Linked DNA regions of Homo sapiens: region 1 is linked to region 2. The links are chromatin loops, found by intact Hi-C in ENCODE. Cell type or tissue: HCT116. All regions are shown on one strand. Links, peaks and the distances in the headings refer to the core of each region. The heading gives the core; the rest is flanking DNA.

Evidence for each region. A loop is a pair of places that touch in the nucleus more often than their neighbours do. Peaks named below come from ENCODE experiments on the same cell type or tissue, not always from the same donor. Only the 100,000 strongest peaks of a DNase experiment are listed, where the experiment ranks them.
Region 1: it touches region 2 in a loop (9-fold over the local background); 1 of 110 quality-filtered maps calls a loop at or near these places.

Annotation. Positions count from the first base shown.
Region 1 is chr5:151,489,266-151,497,600 of GRCh38, forward strand. It overlaps SLC36A1 (solute carrier family 36 member 1), which reads left to right. Exons shown (of 11, transcript NM_078483.4): 11 at 1-3,114. Among named protein-coding and RNA genes, the nearest start is that of MIR6499, 29 kb to the right of the region's middle. RefSeq lists enhancers at 1,575-1,744, 6,726-7,275. In HCT116, for the core only: no CTCF peak of the experiment used is centred there; a DNase peak (open chromatin) is centred at 3,666.
Region 2 is chr5:152,345,881-152,354,215 of GRCh38, forward strand. The region is part of intron 1 of LOC105378237 (a long non-coding RNA gene); the gene reads left to right. Among named protein-coding and RNA genes, the nearest start is that of NMUR2, 55 kb to the right of the region's middle. RefSeq lists a silencer at 3,957-4,056, an enhancer at 4,729-4,898 and a cis regulatory region at 4,814. In HCT116, for the core only: a CTCF peak has its summit at 3,969 (motif pointing left); a DNase peak (open chromatin) is centred at 3,971.

The DNA.
Region 1 (8,335 bases), core at 300-8,299, 860 kb before region 2:
GCGTATAAAATGGGGCTGTGTGCATGCAGGCCCATGTTTCAGCCTCAGCCCACGCCAGGTGAAAGGATCAGCAATGCTCTGTTGCCATCGTGCTGGGACGACACCAGCTCTATTGCCACCGATGAGTAGCTGAGGTCAGTGTGCACAGAGTTTGAAATTAAGTTAATAGACTTTACAGCAGCTGGTCTGACACTACGCGCAGTGCTCGGTTGTTTACAATCAGTGGGGAAAAGGGCAGAACCAGTGCCCGGCCCCACACTGCCTCTGTGGCCTGGACTTTGAAAGGAACCCACTGAACACTAATTATGAGCCCTGTCTTTCCCCCAGAATGCCTCCCTGGGTTTCACAAACAGCCTTGAGGTTGGCCCTCCTCAAGGTCAGCCTTCAGATTTGGGAGCAAACTTCAGAGAAGGCAGAGGAAGATACATTGCCTTGCTGTGGGCTGCCTCTTCTTTCCTCTTGGTGTGCGAAGTATTTCAGAAGGCCATTGATGAATTCCCCCTCTTTAGCTGTGTATTTGTGCACGTGTGTGTGTACGTGCGTGTGTGTGTGTGTTCCTGTGTAAGTAACAGACCAGACTCCTTTTCTCTTCTGTCCCGTCACCAGGCTCTTGCTTCACTGCAGATACAGTTCACTCTGAAAGCTGGTTGAAGGAGAGCAGCAAAAATGTATCAGGGGTTTTGCTTCTGTGTTTCGCCAAAGCTCATAAGGGCTGTGACCCACCCATATGGCCCCAGTTTTTTCTGTCTCTTCTGTTCCAAAGCCAGGAGAGCTGACTTCCAGGTGAAGGGATGGGAAAAGTGGACTCTCATTGTAGTGACTCCCAACCTACCTAATAATTTGTTAACTTAGGAATATGCTATCATTGTTGACTTGTTCTTCCTTAGGAGAAGGACGATTTTCACCCACCCTTTCTGTTCTATGGTGGACTCTTAACAGGTGCTATGTGACCAGGAATCTAGCCGGGAGTAGCAGAGGCCCTGTCTTCTGAAGTCTCAGGCTTAGAAGTTACCAAAGTGGGCTCAGAAACTGTCATCTCCTGGTTCCAAGTTCGGGCTCTGGCAGCCCAGCCGCTATCTTAGCTGTCTTTCCCAGCGGTGCTAAGAGTGGTCTCAGTGAGAAGGTAGATGCCAACTGGAGGGCCAGACCTGTGTCCTGCCCATGTCCTCCTTGGTGGACGTTTCTGTTTACTCAGAGCTGCTAGAGACCATCCTGCCCATCCGAGTTCTGAGATTGGGACTGTGATGTTGGGACCTGAGGACTGGATGGTAGAATACTGGGGTCCCCCAGCTCTTAGCAGGATGCAGGCTATTGCTTCCACACCCCTGGCCGTGAGAACGTGGTATGTAGGAGAGTTGGCTGTAGCTTTAGGATTTCTGGAAGCCAATTTGGCATGGCCTATTTGATCTCTGGCTTGTGCTCCTGCTACACTGACAGACTGATTGCGTGGCTCTTTCAGAAGACCCAGGAAGGGCAGCTCCAGCCAGAGGACCTTCCTGGCTATGCAGGTGCACAGCTCTTAGGCATCAAGCAAAGGGTCAGCCAGTCAGTAGTAGTGGGAGGAAGCCCTTCCTCCTCTTATGCAAGCAGCTCGCAGCCAGCCCAGAATCTCTTATGCAGCCCAAAGGGCTTCTTGAGGTAGAGAGCCCTCCCCAGTGTCTTCCCAGGATAAGTAGAAATATGATCACAGAGCAACGGAGCAAAGGCTTTCGGGAGTGTGAGGCTGCATCTGCTGGAGCAAAGGGAAACCGTGGGCTTTTCCGGCCAGATACTCTTGAGCTCTGTGACCCTGCTCCTGTCACCCCAATTTCTCCAAGCCAGAGGTAGCTTTCTCAGAGCCCCTTGGTGGTTCTGTCCTCCAAATGCTGCTGTTGGGAGCGGGCTTCCAGCTCTCAGTGGGCAGTGCACCTCCTCCTAAATGCAGGCACTTGCTAGGAAGAGTGTGAGCTGGCGTCTTCTGTTCACCCTGCCTAGCAGTTGTCACCATTCACAAGTGGCATTATTTATGTTGTGCTGCTGTCCAGCTGCTAAGATCCCTTCATCTGCACAAGCCCTGGCTAGATATGTGTGAATGTGTGGCATCATTTCACTTCAGCCGCCCAATTCCATCTCTCCTCTGCAGCCAGATTCACTGGCTGATGCTCACTGCTCACTGTCTATCCCCACGAAATTTAGTTTTATCAGTAGTCTTAAAGTGTTGATCTCAAACAAGTACATTAGAAAAATCATGTTTCTTCTCTCTCATCTTACTTTTTCTTCTCAGATTTCTCCCTTCCTAGAACATTCTCTCTGTTTAGCACTAATGTTCACCTCGTATTTTTTGGAAGTGCAAAAATCTCAATTTGTGTCTGTTTACAGCTCTCTCTCCTCACTGCTCACAGCAAGGGGTTCTGTATCAGTGGATTTCATTTTGTAGCTGCTGAGATGTTAAGGCAAGCCTCAGCATCTGCCCCTGCTGGGTGCACAATGCTGCTTCCTCGAAGAGAAGACACAGAGTCCAAGTGGCAGGACTTGAGGTTGGCTTCCACTCTGCCTTAGAAGTTAATTTTCCAAAGTACATTACAAATCTCTGAGGCCATTAGGGGAAAAGGAAGGGGTGTGGTTTGTCTTTGAAATTACGGTTAATACTTTTAGACAGTAAGTCCGGCTGGTTGCAGGGCTATTTGCCCCGACAGCATCAGCCTGTAACATTTCTTCTCTTTCCTTTGTGCCACTGAGTCGTTCCCTGGCCAGAGGACATAAATGGTGCTGGTAGGAGGTTATCAGAGTAAGGAAGGTAGCAGATATAGGTGCAGGGTGCCTGTCATTCACTGTGTTATTTGGTTTAAATCAAAGTGATTCTGGGGGAAGCTATGCTCTTTCAGTGGATAATAAAATTGGTAACTCTATTGTAAAACATGTCAATGGTGTGTGAAGAAAAATCAACCAATCTGTAGGTGTTGATAACTAGACAGTACTGTGTATGTTACGTGCCTGTGTGGATGTGCACTTCCAGCATGGTATGTGTAGCGATGTGGATCATGCCAGAGTTCGTAGATCCTGTTTTGGGGTTTGCACATGGATCGTATGTTAAGCTTTTTCTTTTCAATAAATGAATTTTATTTTTATTTTTGAGAGGTTGCTATCTGTGTCTTTTTTTTTTTTCTTTTTATATCACTCAGATCCCTTTACTAGATACTGGGTTAAATGTTTCCGGCTTATGCCACAGAGTTCATATGGCAAAGTGGCACAAGCAGTAGACCCATCCATGGAATTAAGAGTCGCCCAAGAAGAAAGGGACTAGGAATGGTTTTTTATTTTTTTTTCTGTTAGACAATCCTCCCCTCCCTAAACCTCCTCCTGCTTCTCTCGAAAACTTGAGTAAGAATTTTCAGCCCTCTCCTTGCATAGCAGATGAGCCCACATGACAGCCAGTTTTATATGTGTCAACTTATAATTCAGTCAAACACTAATCCAGGTGTTGCTGCGAAGGTATTTTGTAAATGTGGTTAACATCTATAATCAGTTGCCTTTAAGTAAAAGAGGTTTTCTCAATATTGTGGGTGGGCCACATCCAATCAGTATAAAGGCCTTTAGAACAAAGCTGAGGTTTCCTTGGAGAAGAAATTCTGCCTCCAGACTGCAGCATCAGCTCCTGCCTACAGGCCTGCCCTATGACTCGCAGACTTGCCGACTCATACGGTCATGGGAGCCAGTTCCTTGATTTGTCTCTCTCTCAGTCTCTCTATGTGTATCTGTGTTCACATATGTGTGTGTGTGTGTATATATATATCTCCTACTGGCTTTGTTTCTCTGAAGAAACCGGACACAACAGGTAACACTTAATTTTCTTGAAATGTGGAGATTAATTTCAGGACAGGACAATGGAAGAGATGACACCCCTTCCCTTCCCTTTTTGTCACTGAGTGGGAAAACACACTTAAGGCTTAAAATGTTTATTCTCTCACTCAATACATTTCCCCGCCCCCCAAAATACTTGAGAATTTGTTCGCACCAGCAAGCATACAATCACTTCTGCGGCAAACACTAGCCAGGTGTGCTCCAATTCAATTCTGACACCACCTGCCTGAAGATGGCATCAGATCCCACAGGACGAGGGCTCAGTCCCCAAGAGTGACACCCCCACCACCACCACTTCCAGTGCCAATTGCAAGTACCAGGTTGTTTACCTGTGCTTCTGACTGGCTAAAAATTTTAAATCAGGGTTCCCATGACTCTGTTTTGGGGTTCAATTAATTTGCTAGAGTAGCTCATAGAACTCAGGAAAATACATTTACCAGTATAAGTTTTAAAACAGAGCCTTCAAAGAATACTCTTAAAGTATAACATTTTACCAAGAGAGGAAGGTGGGCATGTAGTCTGACTATTTTCGTTGTCATTATCATTTCTGGAACAGGAAGGTCAAAGAGATTTAGCAGCTACGCCAAGCCACCAACTAGTAGTTAGCAGCATTGGGATACACACACAAGTCTTCTGGTTCCAGAACCTGAGTGCTTCCCAAGGCGCTGGCTGCCTGTCTGTTGCAGCCTCAAGAGGAAGGTTTGCCTTGGGAATTGTCCTGAGGGTTAGAGAGAATGTTGTAAAGTGCCATATGTCATAATCACAAAGGGCTTATTAAACATTTTCTGAAATATTAGCTGACTTGTAGAAAACCAGGACTCCAAAATACTTCTGCTTGTTGTTCTGGCTGTCCATCCATGCACTGATGTCTTGCTCACTTCCTCTGTGGAGGCCACTCAATCCTCTTTTAGGTTGTCTACCTCCTGAATTTTTTATTTCTGCTCACATTTATACCTAATGGCTGGAACCCCTTCTTCCAGAAAGCCAGGGCCCTCAGGTAAGCCCATTGCATTACTACTGGAGGCATAAACCTGAGTGACAGTGGACTGAATTTGGACCCTAAGCCTGGGGCTCTTTGCTATGTAGGTTGCCTTCCTCATACTTTGCCCATTGCGGTTGTGCTGAGGAACTATGTGTGTCTTTAATGGGTATGCTTTACTAGACCCTTGGCCATTGGTCTCCTTTTTTAAAAAAAATGGAGTATAATTTACATGTAATTAAATTTAAATTTACCTTTTTCAAATGTGCAGTTCAATGTGTTTTGCATACAGTCATGTGACCACCATCTCAATCAAGATACAGAATGTTTCCTTTGCCCCCAGAAGGTCCCTTGTGCCCCTTTGCAATCAATCCCATCCTCACACCACTCAGCCCTTGGCAACTGCTAATCTGTTTTATCTGTCTCCAGTTTTGTCTTTTCTAGAATGTCATATAAAACCGTTACATATGTAGCCCTTTGTGTCTGGTTTCTTTCACTTAACATAATCATCCTTTTTATATTCCTCCATGTTGTTACATGTATCTGTAATTGGTTCTTTTTATTGCTGAGTAGTATCTATTGCGTGGATGAACCATAATTTGTTTATCCATTCATTAGTTGATAGTCTTTGAGGTTGCTTCAAATTTTTAGTTATTATGGCTTATGTTATTTTAATGTAAATTTCTGGTAAACAATTTAGAAACTACCTCTTCTTTCTTCCTTTAAAACTCACTTCTAACTGCTGCTAATCAGAGTATGTTATGAGGGCAACTTGAATCTGTGCTTCCCAGTGGCCATTCGCAAGTTTTGGGCTCAAATATACTCTATATTTAATTATAAAAAAATTACTATTATGAATAAAGCTGCTATAAATACTCATGTACAGGTCTTTGTGTAGACCTATGTTTTTATTTCTCTTGAGTAAATACCTAGAGGTGAAATGATGAGGTTGTATGGGAAATGTGTGCTAACTTTTGGCAAATTATTTTCCAAAGTGGCCGTTCCTTGTTGGATTCCTAATGTATAACAGTTACAGTTGCTCCATATCTTCACCAATACTTAATATTGTGGTCTTTTAAATTTTAGCCCTTCTAATAGGTGTGAAGTGGCATCTCATTACGGTTTTAATTTGCATTTCCCCAATGGCTAGTGATGTTTTGCACCTCTTTACGTGCTTATTGGCCTAAGGAAGTACTTGTTCAAATATTTTGCCTCTTAAAATTCAGTCATCTACTTCTTTTGATATAGGTTTTTTATTGGGAAATAATTGTAGATTACAGGAAGACTCAAAGGCACAGGAGGGAGGTCCAGGTCCAGAGCACTCTTCAGCTGGGCTTCCCAGTGTTAACATCTTGCATAACTGTAGTACATTATTGAAACCAGGAAATTGACATTAGCACAATCCATAGAGCTGATTCAGATTTCATTAGTTATACAGATACTCATTTGTGTGTGTGTGTTTGTGTATAGCTGTATGCAATGTTATCATGAGTAGCTTTGTATACACCACCACCACAATCTAGATGCCTAACTGTACCGTCACCTCAAGACTCCTTATGCTACCCCTTTATAGATACCCACTCCCTTCAGTCCCCCACATCCCTAACCTTCCCCAGAAGCCACGAATCTGTTCATCTCTATAATTTTATTCATGAAATTAATAATAATAATTCAATAAATTGAATTATGCCATATGTATCTTTTGGGGATTGGCTTCTTTCACTCAGTATAATTTCCTTGATGTTCATCTAAGTTGTTGCATTTATCAATAGTTTTTTTCTTTTTATTGCTGAGTAGGGTTCCATGGTACTGATGTTTAACCCTTCAGTCACTGAAAGAAATGTGCAGTTTCCGGATTTAGTTATTACAAATAAAGTACTATAAATATTTGTACAAGTGTTCCTGCATGAAAATCAGTTTTAATTTCTCTGGGATATATGCCCAGGAGCACAATTGCTGAATTGTATGGTGATATGGTTTGACTCAGATCTCATCTTGAATTTCCACATGTTGTGGGAGGGACCCGGTGGGAGGTGACTGATTTGTGGGGGCATGTCTTTCCTGCGCTGTTCTCGTGATGGTGAATAAGTCTCACGAGATCTGATGGTTTTAAAAAGGGGTGTCTCCCTGCACAAACTCATTCTCTGTTTGCCTACCGCCATCCGCTTAAGATGTGACCTGCTCCTCCTTGCCTTCCGCCGCGATTGTGAGGCCTCCTCAGCTATGTGGAACTGTAAATCGAATTAAACCTCTTTCTTTTGTAAATTGCCCAGTCTCTGGTATGTCTGGTATGTCTTTATCAGCAGCGCGAAAACAGACTAGTACGTATGGTAAGCCCATTATTCGTTTTAAAAGGAACTTCTAAACCATTTTCCAGAGTGACTACCATTTTGCTACTCCAGCAACAATGTATGAGTGATCTATTTCCTCTGCAACTTTGCCAGCCTTTGGTGTTACCACTATTTGTGGTGTTTGTTTGTTTGTTTTTTGAGACACAGTCTCACTCTGTCACCCAGGCTGGAGTGCAGTGGCACCATCTCAGCTCACTGCAACCCCTGCCTCCTGGGTTCAAGCGATTCTCCTGTCTCAGCCTCTCGAGTAGCTGGGACTACAGGTGCATGCCACCACGCCTAGCTGATTTTTGTACTTTTAGTAGAGAGGGGGCTTTGCCATGTTGGTCAGGCTGGTCTTGAACTTCTGACCTAGGTGATCCTTCCTGACACTATTTGTTATTTTAACCATTTATCAGATCCTGTGTTTTGTTAGATTTATACTTAAGTATTTAATTTTCTTTGGAGCAATTATAAATGGTATTTTTTATTCCAGTTTCTGTGTGTCCATTGGTAGTATATAGAAATATAACTGATTTGTGTATTTTAATCTTGTATCCTGTGACCTTTCTGTACTCGATAATTCTAGGAGTTTTTGGTTAGATTTCTTGAGATTTTCTATTTAGACAACCATGTTGTCTGCAAATAGAGATAGATGCATTTCTTCTTTTCCAGTGTCTATCTCTTTTCTTTCTTTCTTTCTTTTTTGTCATATTGCAATGGTTCAAATTTCCAGTTTAAAAAAAGTGGTGAGAGTGAACATCCTAGTCCAGTCCCTGATCTTGTAGGGAAAGCATTCAGTCTTTCACTTTAAGTATGATGTAAGTAGTATAATTTTTATAGAAGTTCCCCTCTATTTCTGTACTGAGATATTTAAAAATCATGAATGAGTACTGAATTTTGTCAAATGCTTTTTCTGTATCTGATATGATCGTATAGTTTTTCTTTTTTCACCTTTTGATATGGTGGATTCCATTGATTGATTTTTGAATATTGAACTGGCCTTGCTTACTTGGAATAAATCCTACTTGATCATTGTATACTATTCTTTATATTGTTAGATTGCCTTTCATTTTTCACTCACCCTGATATTTACTCTGACAGATGTAGAATCCAGAATGGTGCCTTTTTAGAAATGAGCAAAGCCATATGCATAACTTCTATTTTTGGCATAAGGGTACTTTTG
Region 2 (8,335 bases), core at 28-8,027:
GGCTCGCGCACGGTGCGCGCACACACTGGCCTGCGCCCACTGTCTGGCACTCCCTAGTGAGATGAACCCGGTACCTCAGATGGAAATGCAGAAATCACCCGTCTTCTGCGTCGCTCACGCTGGGAGCTGTAGACTGGAGCTGTTCCTATTCGGCCATCTTGGCTCCTCCCCCCGACAATACCTTTTTAAAAAATGGATTTGGCAGATGGATCTATGGGCAAGCTATAATGCTTAACATTTATTGAGTGTAAAACTTGTTTATACCATCAATTTAAGCCCCTTTTAATACCCCTTTACATGTTATTTTATTGATTCCTCACAATAGTGCTTTGAAGAGGACCCTATTGTTATCCATTTCATATTTGAACAGACTGGGGCACATAGAAGTTATGTAAATTGCCCAAAGTCACATTATTAGCAAATACAGAGCCATGATTGGAGCTGAGCAATGTAACTGCAGGATCTGTCATACAAATTACACCCTGTATGGCCTCTCTAGAGGAAAGAGAGTGCCTTCAGGGATGGTTGAAGGCTCAGCATTTTTGCATGTCTTCCTATACTACCTGACTATATGGCTCCACGATTGCAGCTATCCCAAATGACCTCAAGTTGGGTACCTAAACTGATTGTCGAGAGGGATTCTGGAAGGATAAGGGCATGAGATACTGGTAGTCCCAGAGAAGCACCGGGAGAGTAATCCCATGGTGGCAGCAGTAGAAAGGTCTTGGAGATTTGGGTGGCTAAGGAGCCTTCTGATCATGGAGAAGCTTGGAGGACCCATCTATGAAAGGGCTTTCTGGAACAGGACTGCTGGAGAGATTGTAAAAATTGATGCACCACCTATAGAATTTACCCAGGGTTTTGGGGATGCCCCTTTCCACTGGGGGTGAACCCAAGTTGCCTTCCCGGGATATTTCCCTGTTGCTTAAGCAGCAATATAGAAAAGTGGAATGATTTCAGGCTCTAGGGTCACGCAGGCTTGGGCCCTTAGCTAAGCTTGACTCTCAGCTCTTGTCCCACCTGGAAGAGTTTCCTAATGTCTTTGAGCCCCCTTTTCTCCTCTGTGAATCTGGGGCAAGTACAACCATCTACCTTAAAGGGCTGTTGTCAGAATTAAATGAAATAATGAAGGTTTGCAAGTAATAAGCCCTTAGTATATGGTAGCTGTTTAATTCCCTCTTACCCCAAGAAAGATCATGCCCATCATTTTCAGAAATATTGCTTGACCCAAACAGGTTTTTGTTCTCTTGCCAGACTCTCTTATACTTCCTTTCTCTAACCTGCATCTTCTAACAGAAAATGAGCATTGCTTCTCTCAGTTCTACATAAACTCTGCTCCTTCAAGGAACCAGGGAACCATTTCCAGCCAGCACTTAGTAAGAAAGAGAGAGAGTAAGAAAAAACTTTAATGTAGTGGTGTGCTGGAGCTATCCTGTACTATCTCATGAAAGCCAGTTGTTAATTGTTTAAGAATTTTGTGAGCTGGTTGATTTCACTTTGCTAGCTTGAAATGGATCTAGGTGGGAATATTTATACTACAGAAATTGTCGAATATTACAACTTAGAGTTTCTCTTTTCTTTCTTCTCTTCGAGAGCTTGTTTTAAAACATTGACCAGCACACCAATGAGTGTTAATAGTTAGAAAGTGATAGTAGTTAGGAAGCATACTATTTGTCAGATGTTGTCCAAAATCTTTACATATAGTAGGTTGGTACAAAAGTAATTGCAGTTTTTGACATTCCAATACCAAAATTTTTTGCTATTACCGTACCAAAAACCTCAATTACTTTTGCACCACCCTAATACTAATTAATTCTCACACCTTTTGAGGTGGTTATTATTATCCCCATTTTGTAATGAGGGAAGTGAGAAAGTGAGTTGCCAGAGGTTATGTAGCTAGTTAATGACAGAATTGATATATAAACTAAAGCAGACTGGCTCCAAGGCCTGCGTTCATAGTCAGCTATTCCGCCTCTTGAGGATTCTTGTGAGGATTTAATAACTTATGTAAAGACTTGGCCCAGTCCTTGGTGCTTAGTAATTGCTTGATAAATATTAGCTGTTATTATTTATATCAAGAGTTCTTAAGTTTTTGAGGTCACGAAAATCTGATAAAGAAAGCTTTAAATATCCTTTTTTCCAAAAAGATGTACATTTGTTTAGTGTGTACCTAAACACACACACACACACACACACACACACACACACGTGCGCGCGCGCGGTGAGATATAACCTTAGGGGATTTCTGAACTCTTGGACACCCATTGATTCTAACTCTACCTTTTGGGGGCCACGTATAAGGCAGCCAGTCTCTCCTATTTCCCCATACTGTCTTTCAGTGCTCCAAAGATAGGGATCAAATTTCCTTTGTGTTTATCTTTTTCCAGTAGAACATCCATGTTTCTTCACCTTCTCTTCAGGGGCTGTTTGTGTACCCTCCCAAGCCACTTGCCCTCCTGCAGGTGTGCCCTAATTTCCTTTGCTTCTCATGGTATGAGACCCAGAGTTGTGTAGTCTTTTAGCCTTCTTCATTTCCCCTGATCTCTGTCTACCAACTGGTATTTTTCTAGTTCCTTTTTTCCTCTGGTGTCCTAGCTCTAGAGGACTTTACAAGTTCTCTGGCATCTAGGATATAAAGTTGAGCTACAGTTTTAACACCCCTAACTTCACACACACACACACACACACACACACACACGCACGCACCAGTATACATCTTACAATCAAACCATAAAAGAATTCTGAATATGTGAACACCTATCTAGGGGCTTCTTTACTTTCTTCATCTGGGCTTCAATGAGCTGTAGACATCTACTTTGGCTTTCTTCTGTCTTTTAAACCAGTGGCCCCCAACCTTTTTGGCACCAGGAACCAGTTTTGTGTAATTTTCCCATGGATGGTGGGCATAGAGGGGCAGGGTCAGGATGGTTTGGGGATGAAACTGTTCCACCTCAGATCATCAGGCATTAGATTCTCATAAAGAGCTCACAACCTAGATCCCTTGCATGTTCAGTTCACAATAGGGTTTGCACTTCTATGAGAATCTAATGCTGCCACTAATCTGACAAGAGGTGGAGCTCAGGCGGTAATGCTCGCTCACCTGCCGCTCACCTCCTGCTGTGCAGCCCACTTCCTAACAGGTCATGGACTGGTACCAGTCCGTCCGTGGCCTGGGGTTTGGGGATCCCCGTTTTAAACTTTCCTTGTACCCTCATTTTGCTTCCTCAACCCCAACTGCCTGACAGCATGTCTGCTCTCTAGCCTTGAATTCCAGTCTTACTTTCACTCAACAAAAGAAGAATAACAACTAATAAAAATTGCTTAGACTTTCTATGTGTGTACAATTTTGTATACATTCTCATTTAAACCCATGCAACAAACCTATGATATAGGGGTTTCAAAGGAAATGGAAGCTTAGAGGGATTAAGTAACTTGCCCAAGTTTTCACAGCTAATAAGTGGCTAAGCTAGAATTCAAACCCACTTTTAGGAGCTCTATCTTTGCATGCTTTTCTTTGGTGTGCACTGACTCCTTTTCCTGTATCGCGCATCTAATCGTGGTCTGACACATGGTCCCATCCTGAATATCTGTATTTATCACCGGGCTTTAGAAGTTCATAGTGTTAATAAGACATAAAGAGATTTCAGTCACTGGGTATTGGGGGAATTCTTGCAGGTGGAGGATCTCTCAGGATTGTGCAAATACTGCCACACAAGTCCCACCAACCCCACCCCAGCCAACCAACCATGTGCCTCACTGACTAGGTCAGAGCTCGTTAAGACTCATCTTCCCTTTTCTTCAGTCCCAGAAAGAAATGGGACTAAAGCCTTTATAGAAAATAAAGCCATCCCTCCCTGCAAAAGGACCCTGAGCTGGATTTTTGAGAGTCCAGAAAGCTTTTTGTATAAGAAATGTGATTTTTAAAAACCTGACAGGTAGGCATCCTTCCAGCTTTCTGTGGCTTACCAACGGCCCCTAGTGGCCAGTGGCTCCAAGTGCCACGAGCTGTAAGTCTTGGCTTCTTTGGTGCTAGCTGCATGCCCTGCAGAGTTCTATTGCACTGCATTAATTCCTGATCAACATATTTTGCAGTATTGGGACAGAAAAAATGATGAAGTCTAAAACTCTGGGCAAAGAAAGCATTATAATGGGTGATCAAAGCTATAAAATTGGCAGGCTTTCACGAAGGCCTCTCCCTTTTTAACATTCCAGACCACACACTTATGCAGTAGCCAATATTGTTATCTCTATGAGGTTCAGAGAGGCTGCTATGTAAACTAGGCTACACACTGGTTAGCAGGAAAGAACACCCGGGTTTGTGTGCGCACCGGTCTATGTAAACACAGGCTCTAACATTTGTCAGGCATGTCTAAAGCAGCATGTAGGTTGTTTATTGGCAAAGCAGTCATCTGGTTTTGGGAAATAATGGCAGCTACGATTTAAGATTCACTCTGTGCCAGGCACATGATAAATGCTCTTATGTGAAATATCTCATTCACTCTTCATAGCCACCACTGTGCAAGATAAACACCTCCAATTTGCAAATGAGAATTCAGTCTCAGCAAGGTCAAAACTGCCCGAGGTCACATAGCTGAAGTGGAAGAGCTGGAAATTAGGGCCCAGGTTCTTTGAATCCAAAGCAATAGCTTTCATTTACCTTAATACATAGCATGTGTGTTCTCCTTCAAGCAAATCGAAGTTGTTAGTCTTTAGCACACACTCACCAGAATCATTCTCTTCCTGTCTCCTAACCCGGCTGTATGCTGGTGAGCGTTCTGGCTGATAAGAGCTCAGGGACTGTTGGCTGGGTGCGGTGGCTCACGCCTGTAATCCCAGCACTTTGGGAGGTTGAGGTGGGCAGATCATCTGGGAGGCTGAGGTGGGCAGGAGTTTGAGACCAGCCTGGCGAACATGTCGAAACCCTGTCTCTACTAAAAACACAAAAATTAGTCAGATGTGGTTGTTACATGCACCTGTAATCCCAGCTACTTGGGAGGCTGAGGTAGGAGAATTGCTTGAACCCGGGAGGTGGAGGTTGCAGTGAGCCAAGATCATGCCACTGCACTCCAGCCTGGGTGACAGAGCGAGACTCCATCTCAGAAAAAAAAAAAAAAGGAGCTCAGCAACTGTGGACGTCTGTTGGCCAGTGCCCCTCTCAACATAAGACTTTATACCTGGGAGACTATTTTGTGTGTGCCCAATGTGCTCAGAAATCCTCTCTAACTGCTGTGGGGTGTGGGTGGCTGCTTTGGAAGGGTCATTGGCAACTCACTCATTTCCTGGAGACTTGGAGGGTTTTAGTTAGGGAGGCATGTGGACACTGCTGAGTCTAGTGGTCATTAGGCAGGCTTTGGAGTCAGGAGACATTAGGAGTTACTAAACCATTCAAGACTCAGTTTCCCAATCCATAAAATGAATCTTGTGGGGTTGTGGTAAGAGTTAAATAGGACAATACATAGGATATTCTTAACATAGCACCTGTCACAGAGTGCCTTGCTAATGTGTTCATGTGTGAGGGACACACTGTGACTCGATATAGCTCCCTGGGAAGGTTTCAACAGCAGCACTAACCACTGAGAGACCTGGCCCCTTGTCAGGTGTCAGCAGATGAGATTAGGTTTTGTTTCCCTTGAAACACAAATCAGTTAACTTACGGGTTGAAGCAAAACCAACATACTGATGGAAAAAAGCCAGAAGCAAAGAAATCCCTCTCCTAGGGATAAACAGGTGGAGTGAAATAGTGACAAAGTCTTTATTGGGAGCCACATCCCCCAAATCCCTTGCCAGGAGAGTATTGACTTTTGGTAGGAACAGGGGACAGAGCCATGAAGGAATGAATTTGCCTCAAAAGGAATTGCCATGACTTAATGGCTTTATTGAATCCTTGGTTTTTAGCCCATTGATTCCCATTTACTTTAATTCAGAGCTATGTAGGAGCTGCACCATTACTTTGCTTGGTCATATTGATTAGTCAATATCCCTCCTCCTCTTGCCTAGGGTTTGTCCTTCTTCACATATCACCATGTATCTCTTGCTCCTGTTTTCTGTCGTCATTTCCCCCATTGCAGTGACTGTGTTACATGCACATGCAGGTGGTCTTGGCAAACCCTTGGAAGGCCTTGCTAACTGGAAATAATGGCACCAGGCAGCTGAGTGGTGCCACCTCACCATTAGGCTCTTTGTGCTAGTTATAACCATGCTTTTGCTTTAGGACTTGTCTTCAAGCTTTGAAAAAAAAAAGCTTTTAATTTTTGCATTCCTTTGGATGACAATTTCTATGTAGCTGTACTGGGAGGTTTTATTTAAGGCATGTTTTTCAAATTTTAGTGTGTACCAGATCACCTGGGAGCTTGTACAAAAGGACATTCCTGGGCCTAACTACTTTGACTCAGTAGATTCTTGCCTCCTCCCCTTTTAAAAATTGAGATAAACATGACATAAAATTAAAATGAACTATCTTAAAATAAACAATTCAGTGACATTTAGTACATTCACAGTCACGTGCAGCCATCACCGCTGTCTGTTTCCCAAAACAGTTTTATTACCCCCAAGTGAGACCCTATATCAATTAAGCAATCACTCCTATTCCTCTCTCCTCCTTGCCTTTGGCAATCACTTATCTGCTTTCTGTCTTTGTGAATCTACCTATTCCAGATATTTCATCTAAGTGGAATCATACAATATTTGTCCAGTTCCTCTGGCTTATTTCTCTTAGCATATTTTGAGGTTTGCCTATATCTCAGTACCCCATTTCTTTTTATCGCTGAATAGTATTTCATTTTATACACACATTTTGTCATTTAAGGAAGGACCTCACTTGGTTCTGCAGCTGGTGGTCTTTGGTTCAGCTTTGGGAATCATTGCAGTGGAGCTGGGTGTGCCCCCAGGCAACCTGATACCTTGTCAGAGCAGATTCTGGAGAGTGCCAGGCCCCAGCTGTCCCTTGGGTGTGACAGACCTTCAGAGATGGGCCTAACAGTGGATGACCAGGGTGTGTTCAGCCTAGCAGGACAAGTATCAGGACAGAGATAGAGACCCAGGTAAACCCAGTGAAGTGAGGGTATAACAACAGTATTGCTCTCATAACATTGTTGTTTAAATTAAATAAAGTAATTTATAGTAAGTGGTTGGTATAGATCCTGGCACAGAGAGAGTAGAGTGAAGCCAAAAGTGGCCATGATTTTCATTGCTTTTCCAAAAAAGGGGTAGTGTGCAGCTGGAGTCTGGCACGACTGGTGGGTAACTCGTGTAGACAAAGGGAAATGCTCTCAGCAGGGCCAGCCACTGTTCCAGGATTCTATAGTATTTCCAAGAGAATTTATGAGAATAAGACATGGCCCCTGGTGAGGGAGAAACAGGGTACCCAGTTTCCAACATAAGACGCTTAGTCCCAGCAATAAGGCAGGAGTCTTGTCTTAAAATGGAACATATTGTCAGAATAAAAGCAGTCACAAGGCTAAACTAATCAGTATCCAAATTGCTTGTCTGATTTCCCTACTAGGTTGTGAGTACAGGGAGGGTAGGGTTTATATCTGTCTATTTCCCTGCTGTGTTCCTAGCACATAATATAGAGTATGAACTCAATAAATATCTTTTCATGGATGGAAGGATGGACGCTGTGTTACCTGTCTAATGCCTCAGGACTGATTCATATTTTCTGAATCAGTTCCTCACACTGTTGGAGGAATATACTCTGCTCTTAGAATATTTGTAAATCTGATAAAAAATTCTCTAAAGTGTGCACATTTTTGATCCAGCAGTTCTAAGTATTTAACCTAAGGAAATCCCTAGAGGATCATAAAGATTATGACTCAATAACATTAATTGTGACATTATTTAGAATAGTGAAAACAGTGGAAATAATCCCCTGTCCAACAAAAAGGGATTAGTTAGCTATATTATAATACTTATATTCAATAGTGTTTCAAAGCCATAAAAATAATGAAGATTGTTTAATAACATGAAAAAATGATCAAATTATGCAGTTAGTGAAAAAAAATGCAAGTTACACAACATTTTTACATAATGCTACTCTGTGTGTGTGTGCTTGTGAGTATAATACTGGAAAGATTTATCTTTGCTGCTGCTCTGATTACAGGTTATTTTCTTTTCAAGCTTTTTTGAGTTATTTCTGAAATTTCCAGTGTCTTTATTTTGAACCTGTGGTAATAACTTAGGTCTTTGACTTCTAGAGTGTGTCTGAACCTGCATGGGGTACTGAGTGGCTATAGCTGTGGGGATTAGAAAGCTTCAGGGAAGGGCTAGAAACACCATTAGGCAGGGCCTCTGCAACATTCCAAGGATGGGATGTGCTGTTCTTGCAGGAGAGAGAACG